Linked DNA regions of Mus musculus: regions 2, 3, 4 and 5 are each linked to region 1. Evidence: chromatin loops called from intact Hi-C (ENCODE). Cell type or tissue: heart. All regions are shown on one strand.

Evidence for each region. Hi-C counts contacts between places; a loop is a spot of excess contacts. Peaks named below come from ENCODE experiments on the same cell type or tissue, not always from the same donor. Only the 100,000 strongest peaks of a DNase experiment are listed, where the experiment ranks them.
Region 2: it touches region 1 in a loop (2.4-fold over the local background); 7 of 42 quality-filtered maps call a loop at or near these places.
Region 3: a loop joins it to region 1, with 6 times the contacts of the local background. A loop is called at or near these places in 37 of 42 quality-filtered maps.
Region 4: it touches region 1 in a loop (2.1-fold over the local background); 2 of 42 quality-filtered maps call a loop at or near these places.
Region 5: a loop joins it to region 1, with 3 times the contacts of the local background. A loop is called at or near these places in 7 of 42 quality-filtered maps.

The regions. Positions count from the first base shown.
Region 1 is chr11:94,209,458-94,214,457 of GRCm38, forward strand. Tob1 (transducer of ErbB-2.1) reads left to right here and starts at 1,997. Exons shown (of 2, transcript NM_009427.2): 1 at 1,997-2,274; 2 at 4,029-5,000. The coding sequence starts at 4,183. In heart, a CTCF peak has its summit at 2,020; DNase peaks (open chromatin) are centred at 864, 1,804 and 2,444; H3K4me3 peaks cover 4,069 bases; H3K27ac peaks cover 3,518 bases.
Region 2 is chr11:93,952,935-93,957,934 of GRCm38, forward strand. Nme2 (NME/NM23 nucleoside diphosphate kinase 2) reads right to left here and starts at 3,322. Exons shown (of 5, transcript NM_008705.5): 1 at 2,892-3,322; 2 at 2,561-2,690. The coding sequence starts at 2,686. In heart, a CTCF peak has its summit at 2,570 (motif pointing right); DNase peaks (open chromatin) are centred at 2,397 and 3,067; H3K4me3 peaks cover 2,668 bases; H3K27ac peaks cover 2,053 bases.
Region 3 is chr11:94,131,018-94,136,017 of GRCm38, forward strand. It overlaps B230206L02Rik (RIKEN cDNA B230206L02 gene), which reads left to right and starts at 2,439. Exons shown (of 4, transcript NR_167701.1): 1 at 2,439-2,538. In heart, CTCF peaks have their summits at 2,397 (motif pointing right) and 2,845; DNase peaks (open chromatin) are centred at 2,504, 2,854, 3,644 and 4,854; H3K4me3 peaks cover 752 bases; H3K27ac peaks cover 2,682 bases.
Region 4 is chr11:93,994,860-93,999,859 of GRCm38, forward strand. It overlaps Spag9 (sperm associated antigen 9), which reads left to right and starts at 1,232. Exons shown (of 29, transcript NM_027569.3): 1 at 1,232-1,714. The coding sequence starts at 1,412. In heart, a CTCF peak has its summit at 2,181; DNase peaks (open chromatin) are centred at 432, 1,172, 1,952 and 2,492; H3K4me3 peaks cover 2,883 bases; H3K27ac peaks cover 2,412 bases.
Region 5 is chr11:93,966,027-93,971,026 of GRCm38, forward strand. It overlaps Nme1 (NME/NM23 nucleoside diphosphate kinase 1), which reads right to left and starts at 2,246. Exons shown (of 5, transcript NM_008704.3): 1 at 2,195-2,246. Gm35198 (a long non-coding RNA gene) reads left to right here and starts at 2,479. Exons shown (of 3, transcript XR_388959.3): 1 at 2,479-2,635. In heart, a CTCF peak has its summit at 2,536; DNase peaks (open chromatin) are centred at 2,415 and 3,345; H3K4me3 peaks cover 2,367 bases; H3K27ac peaks cover 2,066 bases.

The DNA.
Region 1 (5,000 bases):
ACCTAGATTCTTGCAATTTCTGTGCCCAACTAACTACAGAATTAAAAATGCCTTATTTCAGTGACAAATTAACGTTCACACTAGAAAAGCAAAACCACACAACGAAGGAAAACAGTGGAAGAATAATTTATATTAAAATATTTTGCTGCCAGATGCTTCCATTTTAAACACCATGCTCTCACAATCTAATTCCACTCTGCAACTAAAAAGCCGAAATACTAAAAATAAAACAGAATTTAAAGCGTTTTTGAGTAAAACTTCTATGTTCTTAAGAAAAAAAAAAAAAAAACGCTACCCAAGTTTTAGGAACCTGTGCAATAAACAAGAAATGGGTCACCTGACCGGTCGCCACCCCACCCCTCAGCCCATTCCACAAACCCTCCCATTCTCACACGCTGTGAGACTTTAGAAATATCCTTTCTCAAAGCTGTTCCTTCTAAAAGAGGAGGTGGGAACCCACGCAAGCAGGTCCGAGTGCAAAATAATAGGCTACATCCAGACTTCTGCATCTATAAAATGAAAAGGCTCTTGGCGGGTCGCGTAGACCAGGGTTTGTGCCCTGGGTGGTACAGATGGGCTACACAGACGGTGAGTTGTGCTTTAACCTCTAGACAGGCATAGAAATGCCCGCCCTGCAGTGTTTAAGGGCAAGGCAGCACGGGGACCGGTTTTTTTCCAGGAAGCATGGCCCGAATGCCCAGGACAGGGAAGGGGAAGGCAGGGCCCTGGGCGTTTCATTCACTGCTGCGCTTTCTCCCCCCCCCCAACCCCCCCCCCCCTTCTCTCCGAGGCTCCCCCTCGACTTTCTCTCGCCTTTACCCAGTCCGAGTTTGACGTCGGTCTCCTGGAGACCAGACAGCCAATCGTCTGGCCGCTAAGGTCCAGTGCGACCAATCAGGCATCGTTGCTACCTGTGAGTAATTATTTTTAGCCAAGAGGAACGCCCCGTTCCACTCCGGACGATAACTCGGATTTCTGGGCTGCAGGTTGTGGAAACGGCGCCTATCCGCGCCCCTAGAGTCCCTGGCGTCCCTATTCCCTGGACACCTGTGCACAGTTCATAAACTCTCGCAGGTTCCTCAGCGAGGCCTCGTGTTTATTTTGTGGGCCTGGGTGAAAGTTCTCAAAATGCACGCGTGGGCACGCACACAGAGTCACACAGGCAGTTTGGCAGCGTGTCGCTCTCTGCGACGTTTGATATAAGACAATTTTTTTTTCTTACGGTCTCAAGCAACCCTCATGTCCGAGCTGCTGCCAGGTGACCCGGGGAGATTTGGCCAGGGGGAGCTGCAGAGGCAGTTAAACTGTCACCTGTGCGGGAGGTGCAGCGACGTGGCCTCCCTTCCCCACCCCCAGGTTCTGCAGTTGTCACTCTCGGGGTGGCAGTTGGCCTAGGCCCTGCGGGGATTAATACTCAATGAATCGGGAGCACGAGTCCCGGTTACCCCGGGATGGGCTGAGACCCACAGGCTAGCTCGCCCAGGAGTGGGGTTTTCCTCGGCCACAGTCGCACTCGCTCGGAAGCAGCCTTTTCCGTGTACTCTGCCCTCCCTCCCCCAGCCTCGGCTGCCCCTCCCGGCCGGTCCCCGCCGCGTCGCCACCTGCTCCCCCTCCTCCCCCCCCACCCCCCACCCCCCACCCCCAGGCCCCCGGGCCCTGCCACCCCATCCCTACCATCCCATCCCTACCCTTGTCCAATCCCCTTCCAAGGCCTCCCTTAACCCCTCCCCCAACCTCTCGGGACTCTCAGCTCATTGGTCACAGCGGCGTTCAGGAGGCGTGACCATCTATCAGCGGCCGTCTGGACGTGGGCAGGCGGGACTTGGCCAATGGCGTCGGGGGGCAGGGCAGGGGCGGAGTCGGCGCGGCCGGGGGGTGCCGGGTGGGGAGGGCGGGACTGTGACGCGAGCGGCGCGCACCCCCGCGGAGGCTGGGGGCGGGGAGGAGGCTATAAAACGAGAGGCGGGGCGCGCGCCGCGGCAGAAGGAGCGAAGCTCTGGCCCGGCGCGCAGAGGGCGCTGTACGGGGACGCAGGGCCGGGCCGCCGGGCTGTGTAGAGAAGCGAGCGCGCTCGTGTAAGCTTGCCGTCCCCGCCACCCCTGAGCCAGAGCAGCGAGCTCCCGGACCCGCCCGAGGCGTCCGTCGCGTGTCCGGCGGTGGCGACGTCTTGCACCCCGTCGCCTCGCCGCTCCCGACCCACCCGCGCCCCCGCCCGCTGCCCCTTCTCCCCCGCCCAGCCGCGGCTCGGCGGCGGCCGCAGCTCCGGAGCAGCTTGTAAGTACGGCGGGGCGGCGGCTAGGGGCCGAGGGAGTGGCTGCAGCGTCCTGCGAGCCCGGGTGTGGAGGGGCGGCCTCGGGGACCCAAGGGAATGGAGTGGCTCCGGGGACCTGGTCCGGAGGCTTGACGGCCGACGGGCAACCGGGAGGAGGGAGCACCCGGGGTGGGGGCAGCGGCGCCCAGGCAGGGGGAGGGGGCGCCGGGATACAGGGATCGGGCCCGGACCGGTGCTCCGGGATGCTGGCTAGGTCCCAGGAGCCTCGAGCGGGGAGCAGAGTGGGGGACGGCAGGGTCAGGTTACGGCGGGGGAGGGGAAGACTGGGCGGCCCGCGCCGCGACCTGCCGGTGCCCGGGCCGCGTCCCTGAGGCAGCTAAAGAGCCTGCTCTCCTTTTCCCCGGGCCGAGCTCCTCCTCCCGGAGCAAGTCTAGTAGTCTTCCTCCTCTTCCTCCTCCTCCTCCTCCTCCTCCTCCTCCTCCTCCTCCTCCTCCTCCTCCTCCACCTCCACCTCCTCTGGCTGTTGCTGCTGCTGTAGCGCTCGGGCTCCCAGCGCTGTGAGCAGAAATCTAATGAGACCCAACTGGCTGTTTATGTAATTCTTCACAGTCCTGTGTTAAGGCGTTGCTTTAAAAACCACCTTCCACCCAGCCTGTCTGGGCTCGGCTGCACCTTCAAGCAGTCCAGCTGAATCTGCTTTCTCTGCCTGCTCTTGGGTTTCGGCTTGGAAAGTGTAGTTTGGGGGCTACACGAGAGATTCTTTGCCCTTTGTCACCAAGAATATGGAAAATGGAACAGACGGATCCACACCAGTTTGATTATTTTAAATGCCCTTTTTGATCAACCTCGTTGTACAAATAGCTCTCCCTTGGAAATACCTCTCTTTGCCCTTGATCTTTTCTTATCCCCACCCAGTGCTGATCCAGCAAACGTTTAAAGGTCGACCTTTTCGCTCCAGCCTCTCCAGGGACTGCCCGTTTATCCGAAGAGGGAAGGAGATGGCTTTTAAAAATAAGAATAAAACTGAGAAACTCTGCCCTTTAAGCAGAGTAATCAATAGGAGTTTTAAGCTGCTTGTTTTTCTTATACTTGCAGCTGAGAGGAATTTCAGAATGTGTGTGTGTGGGGGGGGGGGGCAGTACACAATAAAAAAGAAAAAGGCTCCCAGAAGAGCAAGAGTGTGAGAGCCCTTGGCATGGTTAAAACTAGAGAGGATAATTTGGTTTCATTTACCAAGATGACAACTCATTTAGTACCTTTAATTTTAGTACCAGGTACTTTGAAAATTAAAAATAATTTTGTAACTTATAACATTTCCGAATATTTAACATAAAGCAGATTTAAATGTGATGTTTCCAAAAGGAACTAGGGATTCACTTCTAAAATGGTGACTAGCAAGGAAACTAATGACCAACTTGTAAAAGTGGAGTGTACGGGTAGGTGGGTGGATGAGTGTGCAGTACAGTTAGTAAACACTGTGCGAGAAGAAACATAAAGGATACATGTTCTGGAGGTCCTGTAAGTCCTGCTGGGAAGTGGTATGTAGAATGCTGTTTTAACTATAAATCTGTCTTGAACTTTAGCAAGAGGATTTTTTTTTTTTTTATGGTCTGTTCCTTTTATTTTCCAGCGGTCATTTCCAGTCTTTCTAGCCCAGTAGACATTTTCAAAAATAAAATTGCTTCAGGTAGAAAGCTTTGGAGCTGTTACATTGATCTCACTTGGATGTGTTTGCTTTTGTTTTATTTTCTTAAAGGAACAAGACCACGGGAAGGTTGAAGGATAATCTTCTAATACCAGCACTTTGAATGAGAATTTGTTTCTCTGCCACAAACTGATTTTTTTTTTTAAAAAATTTATTTTTCTGGTGGAGGAGTTGAAACAAAGCTAACTTTTGTGGCTTCGCAGCTATGCAGCTTGAAATCCAAGTAGCACTCAATTTTATTATTTCTTACTTGTACAATAAGCTTCCCAGGAGACGTGTCAACATTTTTGGTGAAGAGCTTGAAAGACTTCTTAAGAAGAAATATGAAGGGCACTGGTATCCTGAAAAGCCATACAAAGGCTCAGGGTTTAGATGTATACACGTGGGGGAGAAGGTAGACCCCGTGATCGAGCAGGCATCCAAAGAGAGTGGTTTGGACATTGACGATGTTCGTGGCAATCTGCCACAGGATTTGAGTGTCTGGATCGACCCGTTTGAGGTTTCCTACCAGATCGGCGAAAAGGGACCAGTGAAGGTGCTGTACGTGGACGACAGTAGTGAAACCGGCTGTGAGCTGGATAAGGAGATCAAAAACAGCTTTAACCCGGAGGCCCAGGTGTTCATGCCCATAAGCGACCCGGCCTCCTCCGTGTCCAGCTCTCCCTCACCTCCCTTCGGCCACTCTGCTGCTGTCAGCCCTACCTTCATGCCCCGGTCCACGCAGCCTTTAACCTTTACCACTGCCACTTTTGCTGCCACCAAGTTCGGCTCCACCAAAATGAAGAATAGTGGCCGTAGCAGCAAGGTAGCTCGCACTTCTCCGATCAACCTGGGCCTGACTGTAAATGTGAACGACCTCCTGAAGCAGAAAGCCATCTCTTCCTCAGTGCACTCTCTGTATGGGCTGGGCCTGGGCAGCCAGCAGCAGCCACAGCCGCAGCCACAGCAGCAGCAGCAGCAGCAGCCGTCATCATCCCAGCCGCCGCCTCCACTACCGCAGCAGCAGCAGCAGCAGCCACAGCA
Region 2 (5,000 bases), 260 kb before region 1:
CGGAAAGGCTTAGATATGGTTGTAGCCCACCCTGGGGGTGAGCTTGGGCTTTCCAACACAACAGGTCCTCAATCCCAGGTTTGGTAGTTCAATAAACTAACAAGGATCCATACCATGAAACCGACACTTATTGTGGCAGAAAAATCAAAAACCCTATACTGGTCATAAAGGCAACCTGAGCTGGGAATATATAGCTCAGTGGTCAAGTGCTCGCCTGACGTGTGCAAGGCCTTGGGTTCAGTCTCCAGCACCTGGTTTAAAAGGAGGAAGACTCCGTGCAGGAAGCACGTGGGGATCAAGTACAAGCATGCAGACCTGAACCCCCAGAACGTCCCACCCAGAGATGGGAGGTGAAGGCAGACAAGAACCTGGAGACTCACTGGCCAGCTGCCCCAGAGTATATATGCAGCAGTGACCAGGAGACTGTCTCAAGATGGTAGGACCAATGCTCGCACACAAACACACCGTGCACAAGACAAAAATTGCAAGTGTTTACAAAATGAGCTGATAGCTCATGCCTGCAATCCCAGCACTTGGTAGACAAAGGGGGTAACCCCAAGTTCAAGGCCAACCTGGGATAGAAACCTTGTCTTAAAAAATAAGAGCCAGTGGTGGTGCACCCCTTTGATCCCAGCACTTGGAAGGCAGAGATAGATGGATCTGATTTCAAGGATAGCTTGGTCTATAGAGCAAGTTCCAAGAAAGCCAGGGCTACAGAGAAACCCAGTCTAGAAAAACCAAAAGAAATAAAGACTCTTACATAGTCAGTGATGTTAAGGATCTAACACTATAGAAGTGGAAAGTACAATATTGACTGAATGTGTCAGTAACCCAGGTTCCCTGCTCAACAGAACCTTTTAAACATTTCAGATGACAAACTTTAGATTTAAGGATTTATGTGTATGGGTGGTTTGCCTGCATTTGTGCCTGGTGCCCAGAGGCCAGAAGACGTCAGGTCCCCTGGAACTGAAATTAGAGAGGGCTGTGAGCCACCCTAAGTACTGGGAACCAAACTCCTGATCTCAGCAATAAATACTCAACTGCTGAGTCCTCTCTCCAACCCCAAGAACGCTTTCTCTGTCTTGTTTTTGAGAGAGTCTGTACAGCCATGGTTGGCCTGGAATTCACTCTGTAGACCAGGCTAGCCTCAAACTCAAGAAATTTGCCTGCCTCTGGCTCCGCTGAGATTAAAGGTGTAAGCCACTATGCCCTGCTTTTTCTTGTTTTTACTTTAATCGTGTGTATGGGTGTTTGGCCTACACACTGTGCATCCTGTGCATGTCTCCTGCTCCAAGGCCAAAAGAGGTGTCAGATCCCCTAAGACTGGAGTTTCAGTTCTGAGCTGTCCTGTGAGTAATGAATGGGAACTGAACCCATCCTCTGGAAGAGCAAAGTGCTTTTCACCACGGAGCCTTCTCTCCAGCCCCAAGAACAAAACTGATGGCCTTTGTTATATTTCAGTAGATATTTAAACTTTAAAAGTAACCTCGTTGCCGGACGTGGTGGCACAAGCCTTTAATCCCAGCACTTGGGAGACAGAGGCAGGTGGATTTCTGGTCTACAGAGTGAGTTCCAGGACAGCCAGAGAAACCCTGTCTCGAAAAACCAATAAATAAATAAATAAATAAATAAATAAAAAATTTTAAAAGGTAACCTTGTATTAAAAAAAAAAAAAAAAAAACTGGGTCAAAAAAGAAAGAAAGAAAGAAAGAAAGAAAGAAAGAAAGAAAGAAAGAAAGACAGACCTGGGTCTCATGGGATCCAGACCTGGCCTTAAACTCCAGGTATAGGCAAGGGTGACCCAGATTTTCTTTTTTTTTTTTTTTTTTTTTTTTCTTTTCAAGACCGGGTTTCTCTGTACAGTCCTGGCTGTCCTGGAACTCACCTTGTAGACCAGGTTGCCCTCGAACTCAGAAATCCGCCCGCCTCTGCCTCCCGAGTACTGGGATTAAAGGTGTGCGCCACCACCGCCAGGCTGACCCAGATTTTCTTATCTCCACCTTTATGTGCTGAGATTTGAGCATGTGCCACCACACCCTACTGTTTAGGAGGGGTTGACTCTAGACCTCATGAACTACACCTTCAGCTGGTGGCTACATACCATGTCAAATAGTTACTATCCTATGCCAAGGAGAGATGCAGCCTAGGTCATCTGGAAGTTTCGGCTCAAGCACAAAAGAATTGCAATTGTACAGGGCGGGTTTCAGGCTCTCTCCAATCCTTGCTATCCCACATGACAACACAAGCCGACTGGAGACCTTTTGCGAGACGGACAGGACCAGGACACACTGTGGGAGGGAAGCCAGGCCTGGGCACCGACACCAGTCACGTTACCTCCACTTAAACCTTCCCAAGGGCGTCTGTCCTCCCCGGCCTGGGAAAGGGCCAGCGAGCCACCAACGTCTGGTGAGAGGCGGAGGTCAAAAGGATTCTCGTGGGAGTGAAATCAGCCAGGAGGCCTAACTCCGACTCCAAAAGGCGACGCGGCCAAACTACTGGCGGGCGAACCAAACTCCCGCCACCCAGCAGCAGAGGGGTAGGGGGCGAAGGGCGTTGTTACCCGAAGGAACTTCATGGCCACCAGGCGGAACCCCTTCTGCTCGAACCGTTTGATGATCTCGCCCACCAGGCCGCGCTGCACGCCATCTGGCTTGATGGCAATGAAGGTACGCTCGAGGTTGGCCATGGTCCTGTGGAGGCAAGAAGTGTAGTCGATGAGGCCCGGCCGACCCAAGCCGGCCCAGGAAGCCACGTGGGTTCCTGCCACCGCCGCCGCTGCGGAGGACACGTGGCTTTCCAGATACTTCTGCCCCGCCCGGGAGGCCCAGAAAGAGGACTGCGGGAGCCTGTGGTGAGCTGATGTCGGGGCGGGGAGTGCATCTTAGCCTTACCGAAAGCCGGTGGGTCGGCTGGTGTCTGCGATGAGCGACAGAAGCAAAGAGAATAGAACGACCACCAGCCGGCGCGGAGAGAGGAGGGACGCGGGGCGGGACGAGAGACGCCACACCCCGGAGGACCCCGCTGCCCAACCCGGGACGCTCAGGCTGCCTGGTCTTGCCAGTCGTCTCTGTCCCCGCCCAAAGGCTCGCGGTGCACGCCCTCTCCTTGCAGGGCTGCGGAGGGCTGCGGGGCAGGAAGTGATTTGTTCTCCACCCAAGTCCGCCTGTTCTTTGCAGCTAAAGGCTTCAGCTTTGGAGACCAGGTCCTGAATTTATTCCAGGAGACATCTGCATTCAAGCTTCCCTGAGACATCCGCGCCCAGCTGGACTCTCCATGCTCTGGGATACCCCGAGTTTTTCCTATCTCCGAAATTCAGCCCTCTGTTCTTTCCTCTCTGCTTGAGCTTAGCCTTCCTCACCCAAAATGACAACTTCCCTAGGAGCCAAGTCTGTCTCCAGGCCCCTCCTCAGAAGGCCATCTGTTCCTGTCTCAGAATGACTTTCGAATTCCTAAGATAACCCATGCCTTTTGACACTAGGGCCAGCTCCCAGCTCTCTGTCTCCTCACCTACCTTTCCTCTAGAGGCTCTGATGCCACCCTGAGCCTGGGATTCCTGCCCACAGAGCACTACCTACCGAGTGTCAGGCTACCCACCTCAACCTGAGACACCCCTGGCAAGATTCTAGATTTTTGTATATAAGTTGACGGCCTGCCTAGACTTCAGAGGAAATTCAAGGCCAGCCTGGTGAATTTGGTACATGAGACTACCTCAAAATAAGAAGCAAAACCAGGTGTGAGAGATGACACTTGCCTATAGTGCTAGCTTTTGGGAGGTGGAGGCAGGAGGATCAGGAAAGGACAGCCACTGCTACACAGTTCAGAGTCAGCCTGGTCTGTCTCAAAATATACAAAATGGGGTGTTGGAGAGCTGGCTTTGTAGTTAAGAGCCTTCCAGGGGCCAGAGGTCAAGTCCCAGCAACCACACACTTCAGGTGGCTCACAACTATAACTCCAGTTCCATAGAATCCGGTGCCTCCCATCTCCAAGGACATGCCCTTACGTGCACATACCCACATGCAACACACACACCTACACATAATATGATAAAAACAAGTTTTTAAGGAATACATACAAAGAGAGGGGCTGGAGTGGGTAAAGTGGTACATCCTTGGCTACACTAGAATTAAAGACCAGCCTCGACTACATGAAGGTAGGGAGCACTGAATATTTAGCTCTGTGGTAGGTCCACTTGTGTAGCATGCACAAGGCCTTGGTCCAACCTCCAGTACTCCAGACTCTGTATTCTCAGAAGCCAGGCCTGTCAACTTGCAGTCTTTACCTCCTGTCTTCTTGGCAAGCCACCAGTACCCTAAAGGTGCCCTCAGTGCCCACATCTGCTTCATTTCCATATCCAGACCACACCCAAAAAAGTTGCAGTATGTTGTGTGAACCAGCTGCTGCTTCTCCCAGCAGGCTTGGAGCCTGAGCTGGGGCCCTGAACATCCCAGTAAATAGGTTTAGGGCATTGCCCAAGGCACTGAGCCTAACTAGCGCAGATGAGTCAAAATGCCTGAAACCTCCTTCTCCAGCTCCATTGCATCAGCCCTGGCTAAAGACCTGCTTGGACAGAACAGCCCTCTGCTCACTGGCCATTAGGATGAGCAATTAAACTCTAAAGTTATCTCATACAGGCTCTACACACTGGGCACTTGAACCTACAATTTCCTTTTTTTATTTTTTTATTTCTTTGATTCCCAATGAACACTGATTTCAAGTGACTCTAGCCCTGGTCTCATCGAGAGAATATACCCTGCTTTGATGCCTCCCTGCATCTCTAAAGGAACCGGCAAGCTCTCTATGTTCTCTATGACACCAGTACTACTCACAACTTGAGATGAGATGAGGTCGGCTGACCTCCAAACTCAGGTTATCAGCCTTGTGGCTCCAGCCCAACTGGTCGCCTATAACTACTCAGGTGGGTAACAGCCCATCACACCTCTCCACTGTCCTACACCTCAATTAGCAGAGCATCCAACTAGGATGCACCGACTGCCATTTGC
Region 3 (5,000 bases), 78 kb before region 1:
CCACCCTGGACTGACCCTGTGCAGTCCAGATCCCCCCAGCTGGCATGACCTGACAACATGGGCAGAGAAAGGGAAGAGCGAGGTAAGTTGCTTGGGACAGAGAGTTTTGTGTCAGGAAATGACAGAGAAGCTGGGGAGGGACTAGATTAGCCGGAGAGTTGGGGGTTCATGCAGAGACCCCTTTCAGGCAGAAGTCAAATTCCCAGACCTTCTTTGGAGGTCCTGACCCAGTACAGAATGACAGGAACAACCCTTGGGCAGGAAGGCCAGTCCTTCACTGTCCCTCCCCAGCTCCGGGCCGGGCCGATACAGATAAAAGACTAGAAGATGAGGGTGGCCTGCTGGCTGCAACACTGAAGCAAGCTGGTAGCCATGCCCCCGTACCTCCCTCCCACATCACTCACACACACACACACACACACACACACACACATACACACACACACACACACACACACACACACACACACACAGTGGCAACATAATGGAAAGAAAGGTAAAGATTAAGCGCCATGGAGCAAATTTCCATGAAATGGATGTGACCCCAAACAGAGGTGACCCCTGAGGCTAGTGGCTTTTCTAGAACTCCAGACCCCTCAGATCCTCACCTGCACTCAGGCACTCAGGGCTTCTCCTTCCTCCAGGGGTCCATCACCATGGTGAGGAATGCGATGTCCTCAAGACGAGACAGAGGGTGAGCCTGTATGAGTCCCCAGCCCCACAAGGTAGGCAGTTCCAGAATGGGATCTCAGGGTCACTGTCAGTTACCTCGGGGCAGACACCTGGGTTATCTGAGAGGCTCTGATACCAAGGCTGTATAAGACACCCTAGCAGAGCTCTAGAGGTCAGGCGGAGACCCTAGAGACCATTTGGGGACACCAGGGAGTCTCAGGGCACTGGTTTACATAGGAATGGTGTTTGTAGAGGCCAAAGGAGAACATGTGACCACTAGACAGTGCTGCAGAAGCTTCCTGGCCCTGACAAGGTATTCCTGCCTCTGCTCCTCAACAAGTTCACCTCCCTCCCGGGGCTGCAGGCTGAATCTAAGGAGAGCTGAGAGAGCCATTTTGTACCTCACTGCTCTCAGCTTTCCCCTAATGAATTCAGTGCCAGGGACTACATGCAGATCCAGTGGACAACAAGGCTCATGAAACAGGATGGGGAGTGTCCAGGTCTGGGTGTCTTTCCAGGGCCTCTTTGTCCTTGTTGAAAGAGTTGAGAAGTCAGCATGGACTATTCTAGAAACTTCCCTGGGCTGGGCAGGGGGACAAGAACCCAAAGATCATTACAAAAGCTGGAGGTCAGGCCTGTGCCTGTCAGCTGGCTGGCCCGTCTTCAGTTCTGTCCTGAGCCCTAAGAGGCTTAGAGCATCATGTTTGGTCCTGACCCACTAAAAATGTCTAGCGGTACCCACTCTCCATTTGTGACAAGAGAAACGGGTTCTAGATGCTGCTAAGTGTCCGCTGGGAATACAAAAGCAACCATCCACTTGAGAGCCATGGCCTTAGAGGACAGGTGACAAGGACTCCAGGAGGGTCCATCCACCTCATGCTAAAAGCCTTTTCACCAGCAGTTCTTGCTGTGGCCTCTTCAGGGAAATCTGGTAATGATTATGACCTAGGCAGGTCTCCTACCATTCATCTGAAGGGAGTGTGTGGAATTCAAGTCCTATCCACAGGGTGAATGAAGGGAACATCTTCCCACAGGGAAGAAGGCCTGGATAACAGCAAGCTGGGGTAGCCTGTACTTCACTTCCTGACCCTAAGAAGTACATGGCCACTAAAGGTACAAGGCCACTCAGGGCAGCTGAGTTGCACCAGAGACCCCTACCCTTTGGAACTTCTGGAATGAGGCCTTGCCCCTCAAGCAGGTGGCTGTATGCTCAGCCCCATTTGGAACCTTGCACATGGCTTCCCTGACTCAGACTGCTGTATGTGACCTGTGCTTGTCACATCTCAAGATTACTTCCTATGGCTAATGACCTGGACACCTGGCAGGTGTCCCTCCCCCTGAAGGCAGGGGATGGGCCTAATGAAGCCAGCGGCAGCTTTTAATTGTGGGTTCTAGAGTGGAATGATGGGGGAGGGAGACACACTAAAACTTCCAGGAGCTTCCACATCCTAGCTGGCTCTGCAGTGTATTGTAAAGACACTTGGTATTCAATGCCCCTGTCAGGTCTCAGTTCCTTGTTTATAAAATAGAGGCTTTGGAGAACAGGGTGTGTAAAATTTTCCTGTGCCTAGGAACATCCTACATGATAGGGTTTTCAGGTACATTCTGTCACTTGGGTCACACATTATCCTACCAAATGACTATTCTCACTCTCAAGTTATAGCCAAGGAAGCTGAGACTTGCCCCAGGTTACAAAGTCAGCAGGTGTTGGGTCATGTGATCGGGTCTGGCCCATAGGTGGCGCTGTTGAGCACTCCAGTGGCTCTGTAAAAAGGCCAACTCGCTGGAGGACGGAAGGGTGGCCTGAAGACTGAGGAGGGGCAGGTCAGGTGCCCAGTCCAGAGAGGAGGAGTTGAAGATGACAAGGTTCGGAGCTCCAGGGACTGGGTGGTGGCAGTGCTATTAATGGAAACAGGGAAGTCCGGAGGAGGAGCAGGTTTGGGCCCAGGAGGCGGAGTTCATCCTTAGACATGTTGACCCTATTATGCTAACAGTGGGCTATTTCGGCTGAGGTCTAGCCACAATTCAAGGAGGAAAAAATTAAGGCTTAGTAAATATTCTTGACCAAAGCCAAGCTGCTCTTGCTATGTCCCATGTTCCCTGGCCTGGGCCTCAGGCTGCAGTGTTAGGATGGCAGCAGCCTAGCCCCAGCCCCAAGTTCAAGCCCTAATCCAGCCGCTGGGGGTCGCCACTGTGCACAGACTGGCAGAGCTGCCAAGGTGTGCCAACCGAGAAGAGGGTTTGGAGCCAGGATTCCCCTCACAGGAGACAGAGGTCTCTTCCCTCTTTGTAGAGGTAGCAGAGGCTCACGAGCAGAACCGAGTATCAGGCAGGTTAAGCTTTCCCCAAGAGCCTGATTAACCTTCTCCATCAGGTCTCGGTGACCTTGGAGCCAGGAGGGAAAAGCCACAGAGCCCCCTCACCTCTGGTGCTTTGAGAACAGCTCTCCCAGTTGCCCGGGGCGGGGGGCGGGGGCGGGGGGGACACAGTGTTCAGGGCTCTAGTGACCTCGCTGGGAGCAGGATCCCAGCTGTTTCAAGCCTCCACATGTCTCCCTTGACATTTGCGTCAGCAACTCTGCCCTTTGACCTTTCACTCCCCAGAGAGGACGGTGGAGGCAATCGGGACTAATTATTTGCAGTTCGGTGTGTCCAGCAGTTTATTGGGGTTTGACCTGGCTCTCTGGTCTCCCCCACCCCAGCTTTATGGTCTTGGTCTCCCGAGGAAGTTAAAGAACCAAGGGCAGGAGTGGTTCCTCTTGGCCTCCTGGTGTTGAGAGCCAGGTGGGAAGGTACGCTTGTAAAAGGGCTTGGAGAGGTGTCCCCACGCAGGCACGCACGCCCAGCGCAAACTCTGCCCCCCACACCCTTGGGCCAGCCTCCTGCTGTGCTTGGACTTGTTGGGACATGTCCCCAAGTGGACTGGGGCCAGGAGAAGGGGATGCCAGTCTCCTGGCTGCTTGCCCAGGCTGGAAGGGGGTGGAGGTTGCAGGACTCCGAAAGAGCTGGGGGTGGGGCAGGTGCGGTGGAGTCCATGGGGCTCCCTAGGCCCTGGGCCCATGAGGTATCTGGTTCCCTCTATATTTGGCCTTGACATTACTAGCATGCCCTCTCAGAGGGGCAGGCGGCCAGCTGTACCCAATGTCTCCTCACAGGGACCGGATTATTTGAGGGCTCTGGGGGAGACAGTTGTAGCCCAGGAGGGCTGAGAGGCTTAAGAGGACATTTCCCCACAGATCCCGGTCAGAAAGGAGTCAAGGATAGATGGCACAGATAGATGGCCCTGAAACTTTTCTAAGAATTCCCAGTACACTCACTGGAATGTTCCTTTTGCTCAGGTTCCCCGAGGAAGCCTAGGCTCTGTGGCATGGGTGACGTGGGGCATGATCCCAACCTCTTCCCCAGGAGAGGTTTTCTAGGTATCCTGGTACCCTCAATAAAAATAAAAACAAAAAACCCAAATAACCACAGATCATTTTATGCAGTAGGCACCTATAATCCCCACATTGCAGGGGCTGAGACCGGAGGATCACAAGGTCCAGGCCAGCCAGTGCGGTATACCTAATGAGACTGTCTCAGAAAAAGATACGAAAAGGGAGCCCCGTCCACATACATACAGAAAACAACTTCGTTATAGATTGAGTCACTGGAGGAAAGGGTGGCTGGCTGGTCCTCAGTGTTAGCGGTCTCTCTGATTACTATTTCCAAAAAAGCAACTGGGATCGGCCAGCAACTCCAGCTTTCCAATATGCTGAGTGCACTCATGCAGGCCAGAGGGACTAGGAGTGTCCCTGTCCCCGTGCCCCCCACCCCCAGGGGAAAGTGTCTTTCAGACCCTATGTCACTTTGAGAAAACCTCACACTTCACTATACTGTCTCCTTTCTCCTGCTGAGGGCAGAGCCACACACGGCAGCAGCTGGTCCTAGGCATGGTTGGTAGACTCTTGTTCCAGGAAATGTTAGTCCTTCCACTCCTTGGCCAGAGCCCAGCACCAACAGCAGCCAGCCCTGTTCTCGGAGACCCTCCCGAGTGTTCCATGGCTAGCTGTGGTCACCTTTGTGGTCTCAGTGCTGGTCGCCTTTGCTTCCCTGTGCCCTCCCCTCCCCCGGCCTCAACAGCAACAAGCAGGTAGCAGGTAGGCTTCACATCTTACAGGCTGGAAATGCAGAGGGCTGCTGCATTGCTGGCTCACTATTGGCTGCAGGACCCAGGCTGTCCTCTGAGAAGTCACATGGCTACCACGCTCCCTGAGAAAGCTGCTGCTGTGGCAGGTGTCTGGATCAGAGAGGCTCAAGCGCCAGCCACGGCCTGGCCCTGTGATCTGAGAC
Region 4 (5,000 bases), 210 kb before region 1:
AAACTAAGGGTAGTGGCGCAGGGGTTCGGGAAATTGTTTTGACAGTTTTCATCTTTGTCCTTTTGCACTGGGTCAACCTCCACAGAGCTTTTGGTGGTTTCCAGGGAGATGGAAGTGTGGGAGACTTTGGGGATGATCTGAAACTTCTAAACACCAAACAGGGTATTTAGGACTCCGGGAGGTAGCCAGTCTTCTCCCTAATAACTTGTCTATTTAAATCCTCTCTGTTCTTCCCATATATTTAGATGAGTCGGAGTCGGTGTATCTGAGTCAGCTATGGCAAAGGGAAGAGGCTTTTGCGAGTGTCTTCCGCCAAACTTGAGACTGGAAGATGAGAATACACGGAAGTAATCTCTGACTCAGCCTGCCCAAGGCTAGGGTGTTGTGGCATTCCCCACGAGTGACGCACTCCCAAGATAGGTGACTTCATGTATCATGGGACTTATTCCACCACTGACTCCACCCCATAGCCTCCTCTGCTTCTTCTCTCACTTCCCAGCCCCACCTCCCTCTCAAGATCAGAGAGGGACCGGTGGTAGTGGCTGCAGCCTAGAACTGTCTTTCTCATAGGCAGGGAGCAGAGGGACCCAGTGTTTGGCAAAATGCAAAAAGTGGTACTCATTTTCCCTTCTCCAGACGCTTCGCTCTTCTGGTTAAGGCTATCCTTACTCTTCCTTAACATCAAAGTGTACTATCGTACTCGAGGCAACCTGATCCTCTAGGCAGTCATTCTAGTTACAGCTTTTTCCCTCATCCACTGTTTTCCTTTGAGTCCAGAATTCTCAGTAGGAAGTAGAGAGAGTCTCGCCTCTGCCTCTTTCCTGTTCTAGCGGTATGACCTTGACTAACCCGCAACTTCCCTGGCCCTAGTTTCTTTGTCTGTTAAGCAGGGTCCACACGTCTGGCGCACCAAGAAGGCGCGGGATGAGCCGTAAAAAGGCGAAGAAAACGCTTGCAGCCTCCTGGGGAAAGTTGTCAGTCTTCAGAGCCCCTCCCTTTCCTCTGGGAACGCCCAGCCAACGCAGCCTCCGGCTGTCACTTCCTCCACCTCTCACCTCTCGGTCCGCGCGCGCGCGGCGCCGGGTGTTGGCGTCACAGCCGGCGCACGCCGCCGCCAGGCCCCGCCCCTCGTCCGCGCCTGGCCTCCCGCGGGGCCCCGCCCACCGGGGCGACGCGGCGCTGGCCCCGCCCCACGGGTGACGCGTAGCGCGCGCGGCCGGGCCGCCCCGGCAGTTGGTGCAGCGGCGGTTGGGGCGAGTGCGCTCACCCCACCCCTCCCCTCCTTGGCCAGGGCTCCGGCCCCCACCCCGCGGGGCCCAGCCCCAGCCCCAGCCTCCGCCGGGCCCGTCCCGTGCGGGCCCGTGCCACCCCTCAGCCGGCGACGCCCGGGGCCGCCCGCCCGCCCGCCACCATGGAGCTGGAGGACGGTGTGGTATACCAGGAGGAGCCCGGAGGCTCCGGGGCCGTGATGTCAGAGCGGGTGTCCGGCCTGGCCGGCTCCATCTACCGCGAGTTCGAGCGGCTCATCGGGCGCTACGATGAGGAGGTGGTCAAGGAGCTGATGCCACTGGTGGTGGCCGTGCTGGAGAACCTGGACTCGGTGTTCGCGCAGGACCAGGAGCACCAGGTGGAGCTGGAGCTGCTGCGGGACGACAACGAGCAGCTCATCACCCAGTACGAGCGGGAGAAGGCGCTGCGCAAGCACGCCGAGGAGGTGAGGGCCGGCGGGGGCGGGGGTCGCAGCCGGGCTGGGGACGCTGGGCGCGCCAGGCGCACCAACGCGCCAGGGTGGACTCCTGAAGGGCAGGCCCGAATCCAGGGCCCGGGACAGTGCTCCGCAGCGTCTCGGGACCCCGGGACACTGGCCGGTGCTGGAAGCCTAGGCAGGCCAGCGAGTGTCCAGGAGAGGGGTGAAGTGGGAGGAAGGCCGGGGGAGGAAGCGACACTCTGGCATCTGAGGGCACCTGGGACTGCCCGAGGGCGGAGACTTGAGGGTGTCTGGTTGCTTCTTGTTTAGGGAAGTTTCCGACCACCGTAGGATAGTCGGGTGCGGGTTCAAACTTTTAGCATGGGGAGGGGCAGTGCTGTCCTGCCCGTGTCAGTTCCGCTGGCTTCGGTACCTTTCCAGGGGGGGCTGCTGCTGCTTTGGGAAGTTAGAGATCTCCCTCTTTCGGTCAGTTTCTTCTTGACATTTAGATCCTCTTGAGAAGGAAGTCTACCTATGTACCCTTTTTTTTTTTTTCCATTTAATTTTAACACTTAGTCAACCACTTAGAAGTCGACTAGCAGAGTCCAGTAAGTACATACAGTACATTCATTTACTTTATTAATGTTCCTCACAGAGGAATGTTCCTCCTTCGTGTCAGGTGGTAACCTTGGACAGTTCCCTGACAGCCTCCTCTATTTATAAAGACTGGGGGGCGGGGTTGAGAAGGTGTGGGTGAGTGTTACAACACTTGTCCTGTCTGCGTTTGCTTTGCATCCTGCAGTTTCTAAGTGCACTTGGCTGGCTCTTTGCTCGAACACCTGAGCGGTGACCTTTGTACTCGTCACCTGAGTGTGTGAGCCTTTTTGGATCCTGGGCTGTAAATGATCCTCTAGCTTTTTGAGCGAGTTCAGGATTTTAGCCTGCAGGCTGAGCGCCCTGGCATTGTTTCTGAAGAACCTTTCTTCGGCAGTCAAAATGCTCTCCTTGTTTTTGTGCCAGACATCTACTGTACCTAGCTAAATACATGGTGATTGAAGGAGACTAATTATCGAAGGAACCACGTGTTGTTTTTCAAAACTACATGACGCGGTAGAAGAATGTGACATTTGTTTGGCAGCTCAGTTCCTAGCATTAAATAGGCAGTTTATTTTGTTATTTGTGCCTCTGCATTCAGGTAAATGATTCTTTTTTTTTTTTTTTAAAGTCATGATTATAGTGGCGCTTTGTAATTGAGATTTTGCAGTCCACCTATCTTAAAGAAAGGCATTGAATTTGCCAAACAAAATTGACTTTATTTCAAGAGTATGTTTACAAATAAACACGGAGGGAGGGTTGAAAAGAAGACAAGGCCACAGCCCCGTTAGTTTCTTGGTTTATAAAACAGATCAAGGCCTTTAAGGTGGCGTGCCACTTGGGTGCCACTTGCCACTGATACAGACTTTTGTCATGATGTGGATGCAGTTGGAAGAGAGTGGGGCCAAATATACACAGATTAGGAGCAAGTTCAATGTAACCTATTACCTCTGGTTAAAAAAAAAAAGGAAATGTTCCCTCCAGCCTTAGCCTGCGGACAGGATGAAGTGCCGAGGTTACACAGTCCAAGAAAACCAGCTGTTACAGGTTACAGAATCAGAAAATAAAACTGCTAGGCTTTGTTTTCTTTATTTTTCTTTATTTGTTCATTTATTTTGGTTTTTCAAGACAGGGTTTCAGTGTGTGGCCCTGGCTGGCTATCCTGGAGCTTGCTCTGTAGACCAGGCTGGCCTGGGACTCACAGAGATCCCCCTGTCACTGCCTACCTAATGCTGGGATCAAAGGCATGCACCACCTCTGTCCGGCTTATATTTATTTAAGTAAATGACTTTAAAAACAGTCTGTTCACTAGGTTTCTTTAACATTTATACTTCTTAGTTAAATCTGTCACATCTCCATAATGAAATGTTTGGGTAGACTCCTGACCTGAGAATTAACAGCACTGATGAGATGCTAGACGAACCCTGCCCTAACCACAAACATAAAACCCCAGCAGCAGCAGCAACAGCAGCAGCAGCAGCAGCAGCAGCAGCACTACTCATGGAAGATGCTAAGCGGTTTTGCCTATACCTAGGAGTTCAGTCTTCCAGGCCAGTGTACAGAGTGGATCCTGTTTAATTCTCTCCCTGAATGCTCAGTGCCTTTAACCCAGAGATTAAGAGCATGTGCTTATAGCAGAAGTGCTCCAGGGAGGGTATTTACAAAGTAATTTGAAAGCATGGTAATTGTTCATCTCTAGAGCATAAAGTAAATTTTGGGTATCTTTGTGGGAACTTAAGAAGGCCTGGGAATGGTGAAGGTGTTAAGGAACCTATGAGGTGCTGTAATCTCTTGCTTGCAGAAATTGCCAGAGAGGGGGCAGGAATGTAATTTCTATTATAATGGTTGTACTTAATTTGAATGTACTCCACTTTTTTTTGCTTTTATTTGAATTGTGTATGTGTGTAGTTGGTTTGTTGTTTTAGTGACTCCTTTTAGAACTGCTTTTTGGAGGTCGGGTGGAGTGGAAAGGTGGCTCAGCAGTTAAGAGCCCTGACTTCTCTTCCTGAGGTCCTGAGTTTAATTCCCAACAAACACATAGTGGTTTATAACCATCTGTAATGGAATTGGATGCCCTCTTCTGGTGTGTCTGAAGAGAACCACAGTGTACTCACATGCTGTTTTGGGAACTGGAGTATAGCTTAGTGGTAGAGTGCCTGCCTAGCATTCTGTCTGGGCTCAGTCCACAGCACTGTAAAAAGTTACCTCCAGCACCAAACATCAGCAAATAAAATACATAGAGAAAGGCAGAGTTTTACATAGTTTTGGGCCAGTGTCAAATGGTAATAAATGCTTTCACTGGACACTCTTGCCCTTGGTTCCCTGCCATGCAGCTTTCCTTTAACCCAGGCCTGGCAGATACTTTTGCTCTTGTTACACCCTTGCCACACAATGTCTTCCCCAGAGTTTAACCTGGTGAGCTCTTTTCTTCCTCCCTTTTTCCCTCCCTTTTTCTTCCTTCCTTCCCTCCTCCTCACCCTCATCCTTCTTTCTTTAGTCTTAGCCTGTGCTTTCTTTCTATATAAACCTGCTCTGTACCCACATCAGCCTTGAACTTGAAATTTGTTTGCTTCAGCCTTCCAAGTCTTGAGGTTACAGGCTTATACTGCCATTCTCAGCCAGTTCCTGTCAATTATATGCTCAGTTTAAATACCTTTCTTGTCCATTGTGTAATGAAATATTGGGTGGCCCTCCTGAATCCATTTATTTGCTTTTTTGA
Region 5 (5,000 bases), 240 kb before region 1:
CTTTCATCTACTATGTCTACCCCAAATCTCTCCAGTAAAATCCCAATCCCTGCCCAGCTCATTCACCCACAAATTAATATCCTGAAGTGGGGGAGGGCTCAAAAACAGGAACTGAAATGTTTATTCCATTGATTTAGTAACCTCCTATTGAGCGTCTACTGGGATGGAGCTAAGGAAAGAGATGTAAACTAAGACATACACACACCAAAAAGACAGCACCTTTTTCAGTAAAACAGATTAGGGGATGTTGCACTGGTGTGGTTTTCCTAGGGAAAGCAACATCTGGAACAAGACGGTCTGACCTCAGACATTAAAGCCAGCAAGAGTTTTAGAGCCGAGCGTGGTGGTGCACACCTTTAATCCCAGCACTCGGGAGGCAGAGGCAGGCAGATTTCTGAGTTCGAGGCCAGCCTGGTCTACAAAATGAGTTCCAGAGAAACCCTGTCTCGAAAAACCAAAAACGAAAAAAAAAAAAAAAGTTTTAGAGAATATGTCACGACAACCATCTTTGGTTTTTACAAAGAATGAGATTTCCCAGCCCTGTGCAATTTGGGACACTTCTCAGGATGCAATGAGAAAAGCCAAGCCTGAGGATACATGCCAGTAATTATATCCCTAGGAAGGCTAAGGCAAAAGGGAAAAAAAAAAAAAATCAGACCAGCCTGGGCAACATAAGAGCCTGACTCAAAAAGCAAAGCAAAGCATAAAAAAAGAAAAGAAGGAAGAAAGAAAGAAAAGCAAGAAAGAAAGAAAAGGAAAAAAGAAAAGAAGAAAATGGGAAAGCAAACAAACAATGACTATGTTCTATCATAGATTGGGGAGGGACTCAGAAGGCCCAAGGCCTTATCCCTGCCTTGGGAGCTATTGGCAATTATTGGCAATTAAGGGGGGGGGGGCACTCTTCACTGATGTAGCCATGGGTAAACTGTCCATGCCACAGCAAATAACTCCTCTATCCATCAAGCAAGCAACTCCAATTAAACTCATTCAAACACACACAAACACACACACAGAGAGAAAAAATATAAGACATGAAAGTAGGAGAGAACTTGTTGGAAGAATTCAGGCTAGATGAGAGAGTGTAAGGGGAGAGGGTGAAATGACTAAATATATCACATACATGTAGAAAATTGTCAGAGAATAAAAAGATAAAAACTTGAAAGTCCATTATGTAAGACTAGCAATTAACATTTATTAAATTACATATTATGGGGAAAGGGCAATGAGTATTGTAACTAACCAATGAACTGTGGATTATGAGAAAAACCACAGCCCAATACCTAACATGGGGCATCATCCAGGAAGAAGACACCTGGAGAACATCCATTCCAGAATGTTCCATTTCCAGGGTACACTGCCTCACAAGATGAAAGGAGACTCCACCTTGAAAGACGATACCTAAGAGGACAGCAACACCGGCTCCTGGCTCTGTCTTTCTAAACTTGGGTTCACCTCTAATTTTATACCCTAAGAATGAGGCCTGAGCCAGCTAGACGGCCTAGCAGACCTTGAGTTGTACTACAAGCATGTGTTGGGTCCCACGAACCCGCTCCACAAAATTACCTTCTGGGGTTCACATGTGAGCTAGGGCATGCATGAACCTTTGCATGATCATTTTTGTTCCTGACTTCCTGTCCCTCTCGCCTGCCCGGTCTGTAAGCCAGTCCACCTATCTTTGATACCAAACCACGGGGTCTCGCAGTCAATAGGAGCAAAGAGCAGGCCTTAAGTGGCAATCGCGCCCCCCATAAAGAGAAAGACAGAAGCCACAGACTAGCTGGAGAATGTCTGAAGGAAAGATTATTCAGAAATGGCTGAAACATCCTCTATGAAAGCCTCTGCATACCGATCTCTCTTTCTTTCTCTCTTCACTCACATTCACACACACAGAGAGTGTCATTCATTCATTCAGCAAGCACCACCCGAGTACCAACTCTGTGCCCAACAGCGGACTGGAAAGAGAATAAGGCATAGCCCTGCCGCGAGCCGGACAGGAACTGCGGCCACGGACAAAGGCGAGCCCACGTGGCGTATCAAGCTGACAGGTCTGTACCTGGCCACAGCCTGCCATCTCCCTGCCTGCCATCTCCCTAACACCCCGCGGAGAGTGCACCCTTTAGTGAACGCCCACCTCCCTCCCCATTCACCTAAACCCTCAACTTGTCTCCTTGACTCTCAACTTGACCCCTCTTACCCCTTCAGATGACAAGGCTTTACCGCCGGCTGCGACTGCCCGCACCGGAAACGCTCCCCGGCCTCACGTGGTTCCCCGCAGCTGCTCGCACGGAACCTTTTCGGACAGTTCCGATTCAGGGGAGCCCTTTTAGCGGTACACCGCCGGTCCCCGCTTCTTCTGGGGAGTCGGATGTCATTCTAGGGAGCACTCGCCCAGTGTTTAACTTCCGACACTGGGTGTGGTGTTTTGGATTTTTTTACCCCCCCTGTCTGGCGGCCATCTTCTGTTTCTCCCCTACGGCTGCCTGTGACTCACTTCCTCCGTTCCCGAGAAAATCTAGTTTTTCCCGACAGGTGGCGCTCACACTGCATGAAGTCACAACTAGAGCTTCAGTGGCCGTGTCATTCCACCTTCCCTTCATTCTGTCAAGCAACAAATGTACTGAATCCTATGTGCCGGGTAGGAACATTCTAGAGCCTAGGGTTGAAGTTTACTTGGGAGCTTACTAGTAGGGTTGAGAATTGCGACAATAAAGAGAAAATTGATAGTGAACACACAGTGCAAGTGCTGATAAGAAAGAACAGAGCAGGGGGAAAAAATTAAGGCTGAGAAATCTCTGCAGAAGTGATAATCAAAAGGACCTACATGAAGGGAGAAAGCCCGTTATTACCTGAGAGCCAAGAATTATAGTGAATACCTGATGGTAGGAAACGCGGGAGGAGGGTTTTATTATTGTTGTTATTATTGTATGTAGGGTCTCATTATGTAACTCTGACTTTTCTGGAACTCACTGTGTAGATCAGGCTGGCCATGACCTCGCAGAGACTCCCTCTTAGTCTGCCTCCCGAGTTCTGGGATTAAAGGCATAACCACATCCGGCATTATTTATTTGTTTGCTTATTAAGATGTATTTATTTTATGTATGAGTGCTCTATCTGCATGTATACCTGCAGGCCAGAAAAAGGCATCAGATCCCATTATAGATGATTGTGAGCCACTACGTGACTGCTGGGGATTAAACTCAGGACCTCTGGAAGAGTAGACAGTGCTCTTCATCATTGAGCCATCTCTCCAGCCTCTTATTATTTATTTACATGTACACGCGTATGTCAGTGTATGAAGTGGTCAGTTCCAATGGCGGTGGAGTTACAAACAGTTGCGAGTGATCTGATGTGAGTGCTAGGAACGGAACTTGGGTCCTCTGCAAGGACAGTGTGTGCTTCATAGCCACTGGACCAGCTTGCCAGCCCAGATGATGTGTTTGTTTGCTTGCTTGCTTTTTTTGTTTTGTTTTTTGTCTTTTGTTTTTAATGAAATGGAGGGACTGGGGTGTTGGTCAAATGAGAAGGGCCTTGCCTGATGAATTCACAGCACTGGGAAGGCTGAAGCAGGATCATCAAGACTTAGAGGCCACCAGGATGACATAGAGAGAATATGTCTCTCAAAAAAACAGGCAGGTTAAAGAGCTCTGTGATTTCAAGACAAGCCTGATCTATATAGTGAATTACAGGCTAGTCAGCACAACTTAGCAAAAGCTTATCTCAAGCAAAACAAAGCAAAACAAACAAACAAAAAAGAGTCAAACACACATAGTCTAATTATAAAATGGGCAAAAGACAAGAATAGACTTTTCACAGGCAGAATATGCAGGGGGTGTGGAGGAGGAAAAGAAAAGCTATTGTCTCTAGCTCGGTGGGTAGAATGTTTGCTTGGCATGCACAGAGCCTTAGGTTGAATCCCCAACTTTACTTAGATTGGGTGTAGTTTCACAGGCCTGTAATCCCAGCACATCCAAGGTAGGTCAAAAGTTCAAGGTCATCCTAAGCTACACAGTAAGTTTGAAGTCTGCCTAGACTATAAAAGACTGATTTGAGAAGAAAAAGGGGGGTGGGGGGGGCTGGCAAGATGGCCCAACAGGTAATAGCACTGACTGCTCTTCTAAAGTCCTGAGTTCAAATCCCAGCAACCACATTATGGCTCACAACCACCTGTAGTGAGATCTAATGAGTCAGCTACAGTGTATTTATGTATAATAATAAATAAATCTTTATGCCGGACTGAGCAAGCAGACTTGATTGGAGCGAGTGGGGCTACTGCAGTGAGGAGAGGTCTGAAAAATTCAATTCCCAACAACCACTTGAAGGCTCACAACCATCTGTACAGCTACAGTGTACTCACATCCCTAAAATAAATAAATAATTCTTTTTTAAAAAGAAGAAGAAAGGAAAAAAAAAAAAAAAACCAGACATGGTAGCTCATACCTATGATCCCAGAACCTTCAGGGCTGAAGAACAGATAACCTTGAATTCAAGGCCAGTTTTACTTATGTATGGGTTTCCAGACTATGCATGTGCGCACACGCACACACACACACATGTTTAACTTCATTAGCCATTAGAGAGATATGAATTAAATCCGTGATGAGTTATCAGTACACTTGTAAAGATAGGAAAGTAAACTATAGCAACCACTTTCAGCTTTTGGGAAGCTAAATCAAGAGAGCTAAACATGTAAGGCTAGCCTGAACTACAACAGCAAGAATGTGCCTTAAAGCTGGGTATGATAAGGGCAGGAAAATCAAGAGCTCAAGGTCATCCTATGCCACTTAACGAATCTGAAATCCGCTTAGATTACATAGCACCCTATCTTGAAAAATAAAATTTTTAAAAAGGAGGGGCCAGTGATGATAACACTAAATATTATTGATGAGGTGAAATAGGATTTAGATTATTAATTAGAATTTAAATTATTCTGACTGAAAAAAAATTCGCTTGCTGGCTGAGGATACAGAACATTAGTAGAGCATATACAGAACCCTGAGCCC